2 separate regions of the Homo sapiens genome follow, and region 1 is linked to region 2. The links are chromatin loops, found by intact Hi-C in ENCODE. Cell type or tissue: endothelial cell of umbilical vein. All regions are shown on one strand.

Region 1 (2,500 bases), 300 kb after region 2:
TTTGAAGGATGATTTTTATACTATCACAAAGTCTTATGGAATCCAGAGGGAATGACCAACCCCAAAAGCTCAGTAGTAATAATGGCAACCCTTATATGAATTTACTATGTGCTAGATACTGCCCCATTTAAATTCAGTTCAACTTCATAACAACCCTCTGAAGGTTGTACTGTTTCTCCCATTTACAGATATATAAGTGGAGGCAGAGAGCTTGCAACAGTCACAGCCAGCGGAGCTAGGATTTGAACTGTGGGATTCTGTTTCCAAAGTCCATGATCCTTAACCATTACACTATCCTGCTCCCTTGGTTGACCTCAACCGGTCGATTTTATAAAAAGAGCCCCACCTGATTATTTAGAAGTCATCTAAGCTGCACTTTGTGCCCAGTCCCCCTCTCCTGCAAACCTCACTTGTGATTGTTTGCTCAGCAATCCCAAACTTATTTTGCTATCAGCCTTTGCCAGGCACAATTAGGAAAGGGAAATCGGTTGCAAAAACACAATGGAGTAAGATATGAGTTTGAGGGCTACGTGCTAGCTTTACTTACTTACATTGCGACTGCTCTCTGGATGATTAGATTTGTTGAGAAGCAACTATAGGCACTTCACATACTGAAGTCTTGGGTCCTGAGCTTTACTAGTACTTGTGATAGCAAAAGGGTGATGTTGACTCAAGTGGCTGCCCTGGGCTCAGATTCCATTCTTGTCCCTAAATTCTTTCTCAAACAAGGTGAGATATGATTAAAAACAGCTCCTGTATTCATCCACTCAACACATTTATTAAGCATCTCCTGCGTTAGGAACTGGCAGTGATATATACAATCCTTCGGAACCTCTAAAGGAGCTTACATTCTAGCAAACGATAACACACACGCCCAAATAATCATAATACACAGGAAAATGTAGGGGTATGAACAAAAAAGGGTGAGACTGTGCCTATCTTAGGGATGCTAGATCTGGGGGGAGATATCCAGCTATGAAGAATGGGTACAATGTCCACTGGAAGCACCCGGGGAAGCCTGGGCTCCCTCAAATTCCCAGCTCCAGTGGAGGAACAGGCAGTTGAGAGGAAAACCTTGGTCCTGGTGTGTGTGTGTGTGTGTGTGTGTGTGTGTGTGTGTGTGTGTTCTTCATCAGATGTAGCCACAGTAGGAAGAATGTGTGCTGCTAACCCTTGGGGAAAAAGGCAGAGGAAATCAGAAATAGAAGCTCTGCTGCCAGCCCATCTCTCCTGGGAGAACCTGCCTTTGAATTTGAACATTTTAACTTATTTTTTCACTGTTTCAAGCTTTGTACAGAAACATTATGAAAGAGAAATAGTTTAAAACTTCTTTATTCATCAAACCCAGGAGTGAGATGGGGAGGACCAGTAAGAAGTCCAAGGAAAGAAAAGGTGGGACTGAGAGGGGCGTCAGGCTGTGTCAGAGGGATGTCGAATTCCTTCCTTTTAAGACAGTTTCAGTTTCATGCTTAATCTAGAAACTTCCTCAGGCTAGAAGCTCCCTCTAGGGGTCATCTCATTTGTTTTCCTACCTTTAGTGACAAAGCCTCTTTTGGTTTTGTGATGTCAGGGCTCACAGCAGGTACTACCCCTCCAGAAGTTGGTGTTGGTGGAAAGTGCGTGTTCATTGCACAAACTCAGACACCCCCAGGTCACTCCCAGTTGCCACTCCCATCGCCACACCCTACCCCTGGCCAAGGCAACAAGTCTGTGGAGCTCTGCAGTTTCCTTTTCCAGTTTGGCTTTTTGGGTGCTTGTAATATCTTCCGGTTTGAACATAAATCAAAGAATGAGGCTTTGAAGGGAAAGCTTTGTATAAATTTCAGCCAGAAATTAACATTCCCAAATAACTTTTCGCCTGGGTCACTTCCCCGGGCAATGCCCTTCCCCAGGCTTCCCTAAGTTCTCTTGGTGGCTGAGCACTCTGTCATCCACTGAAAATACCACCACAAGCTGGCCAAACTCCTTCATGTGACCTGGGACTGTTCAGAGAGCATCACTATTCTGTACAGAGTGTGGATCCTGCTTTGGCACAGAAGACACCAGCGTCTGATCCTTGTCTCACACTCACTTGACCAGCGGGGACACATGTTTAGGCCCCACAATTTCCCCTGCAGATGTAAGAATGCTCTAGAGTGGTGTAGGGGGCTTCATTCAGCCTCCAAATAACATTACTCCTCGTGATCCTCTATGAGAAAGAACGTGGGCTTTGGGGTCAGACTTTTTTTTTTCCTTTTTTTTTTTTTTCTGAGACAGAGTCTTGCTCTATCACCCAGGCCGGAGTGCAGTGGCGCAATATCGGCTCACTGCAACCTCTGCTTCCTGAGTTGAAGGGATTCTCCTACCTCAGCCTCCTGAGTAGCTGGGATTACAGGTGCCCAGCCCCAAGCCCGGCTAATTTTTTTGTATTTTTAGTAGAGACGGGGTTTCACCATATTGGCCAGGCTGGTCTCAAACTTCAGACCTCAGGTGATCCGCTGCCTCGGCCTCCCAAAATGCT
Region 2 (2,500 bases):
GACAGTAGCACCATCTCTTGGCCCCATCTTCCTGTCCTTTAGTTAACCTCTTCTTACAGCATCTTAGCACTGTAGTCCAATTTTCTGTTTGTGTGTCTGCCTCCCCTGCACACCAGGCTGACTTAGTCCTGTGTAGAGACTCTATGGTACCTAGCCACAGGGCCTAGCAGTCAATAGGAGCAAAGAAAATCATTTATCACCATTCTGCAACTTCCAAAAAAAAAAAAAGAGAGAGAGACAAAGCCCAAAGACTGCGGAGAATCGCACGATGGGGTGCGGGGCAAGCATAAATTGTCCAGGAGAAAACAGGACTAAAGCGCCAGAAATACACCCTAAAAATGTCCCTCCACATCGGTCCCGGTGACACAACAGTAAGCACTCAGTGCTTGCTGAATGAATGACACACACACCCGTCATTTATTCAGCAAGCACTTACAGAGCGCCAACTCCGTGCCCGGCACTGCTCTCGACAGACACAAATAAGGCACAGCCCTGTCGTCGCGGCCTGACGAGAAAGGCGGCCACCGACAAAGGCGAGTCCACGTGGCGTGGGACGTGCGCCGACCGGTCTGCACTTGTCCACAGGCGCTCCCTGCCCCTCCTCCCATCCGATCCTCCTCGCCGCCTCTTAGAGCTGAACTCATCTCTTCACTAACTCCTCACCTAACCCACTCCCGCGACTACACTCCTTTCTTTTTCCTCTCAGGATCCCGAACACCTCTTACCCTTCCAGCTGCTTAGGTTTGAACTCCGGCTGCAGCCGCCAGCACCCGAAACGCGCCCGGGACCCACGTGGTTCGCAGCACTTGCACGCACGGAACGCTTCTGCGCAGATCCGCTGCCGGAGAGCCCATTTTGCAGAACACCGCTCGCCCACGCTTCCTCTTGGGAGTAGGCAGTCATTCTAGGGAACAACTTTCTGCAGTTTAACTTCCGGCGCTAGCTTTTTCAGACCTTTCCGGTTAGCTGCTTGCTTTCTTCTCTCCACCCCCGGGTTCTCTGACTCACTTCCTTCGTTCGCGAGCAAATTGGCTTCCCGAGAGGTGGCGCTCACACGTTGCGTGAAGTCCAAAGAGTGCCTGACCTAGAAGTAGACTTTTCGCTCCCGCTTTGTGTTTATTCACCTTTTCTAGCCTGTCAAGCAAAAAATTTTGAGTACCTACTACGTGGACGCATTATTCTAGGCCCTAGGGATAAAACAGTATGCTCTCTTGGAGCTTCTGGGAGGGATGGGAGTATAGGAAAACAAGAAGCAAATAAGCAAATTAATATGTAATAGATCGCATTTTGTAAGTGCTGTGAAGAAAAGGCCAGAGAAATCTCTGAGTAAGTGATAATAGAATAGACCTGCATGAAGTGAGGGAGCCAGCCCAGTGATTCTTCGAGAGCCAAGTATTACGGTGGACATCGAGTGGTGGAAAATGCCGTTAGAATAGAGCCAAATCTTATGTTGTGAGATGCTAATACAGATTTTGCACAAGGCATGACATCATCACTAACAAAAAAACATTCCCACTGCTCTAAGGGGAAATGAACGGGGGAAAGGTACAAAAATGGAATCAGGAGCCGTTTCAACAAATGATGCTGGAGCAATTGGACGAATATAGACCCAAAGAACCTCAACCTAAACCTCTCACCTTATACAAAATTTACTCAAAATGAATCATAGATTTAAATGTAAAACAATAAATCACTTATGGGGAAAAAAAAAGTTAAAAAAAATCCTCAGGACCTAGGGCCAGGCAAATAGTTTTTAGACGACACCAAAAGACCAATCTATACAGGGAAAAAGTTGATAAATTGGAACTTACTGAAATTTAAAACTTTTGGCCGAGCGCGGTGGCTCACGCCTGTAATCCCAGCACGCTGGAAAGCAGCGGCGGGAGGATCACTTGAGCTCAGGAATTCGAGACCAGCCCGGGCAACATAGTGAAACCCCGTCTCTACTAAACATACAAAAATGAGCCGGGCGTGGTTGCAGGCGCCTGTAGTCCCAGCTACTCGGGAGGCTGAGGCAGGAGAATCGCTTGAACCCGGGAGGCAGAGGTTGCAGTGAGCCGAGATTGCGCCAGGGCACTCCAGCCTGGGTGACAGAGCGAGACTCGGTCTCAAAAAAATAAAAAATAAATAAAATAAATAAGTAAAATTTCATTATTCTCCTGTTTTCTTTTTTTTCTTTTTGAGACCGAGTATCGCTTTGGCGCCCAGGCCGGAGCGCAGTTGCACGATGTCGGTTCATTGCAAACTCCGCCATCCGGGTTCAAGCGATTCTCGTGACTCAGCTTCCCGCGTAGCTGGGACTACAGGCGTCTGCCACCACGCCCGGTATTTTCTTTTTCTTTTTTTTTTTTTTTTTTTGAGACGGAGCCTTGCCAGGTCGCCCAGGGTGGAGTGCAGTGGTGCGATCTCGGCTCACTGCAACCTCCGCCTCCCGGGTTCAAGCGAATCTCCTGCCCCAGCCTCCCGAGCAGCTGGGATTACAGGTGCCCACCACCACACC

The links. Hi-C counts contacts between places; a loop is a spot of excess contacts. Peaks named below come from ENCODE experiments on the same cell type or tissue, not always from the same donor. Only the 100,000 strongest peaks of a DNase experiment are listed, where the experiment ranks them.
Region 1: a loop joins it to region 2, with 5 times the contacts of the local background. A loop is called at or near these places in 47 of 110 quality-filtered maps.

Annotation. Positions count from the first base shown.
Region 1 is chr17:50,851,280-50,853,779 of GRCh38, reverse strand. No RefSeq gene overlaps it. Among named protein-coding and RNA genes, the nearest start is that of TOB1, 14 kb to the left of the region's middle. In endothelial cell of umbilical vein, a CTCF peak has its summit at 1,522 (motif pointing left); DNase peaks (open chromatin) are centred at 599 and 1,489; H3K4me3 peaks cover 173 bases; H3K27me3 peaks cover 175 bases.
Region 2 is chr17:51,151,888-51,154,387 of GRCh38, reverse strand. NME1-NME2 (NME1-NME2 readthrough) reads right to left here and starts at 829. Exons shown (of 9, transcript NR_037149.2): 1 at 726-829; 2 at 1-163. It overlaps NME1 (NME/NM23 nucleoside diphosphate kinase 1), which reads right to left and starts at 829. Exons shown (of 5, transcript NM_000269.3): 1 at 726-829. RefSeq lists enhancers at 559-978, 762-1,293, 317-1,516. In endothelial cell of umbilical vein, a CTCF peak has its summit at 1,035; a DNase peak (open chromatin) is centred at 957; H3K4me3 peaks cover 1,262 bases; H3K27ac peaks cover 1,638 bases.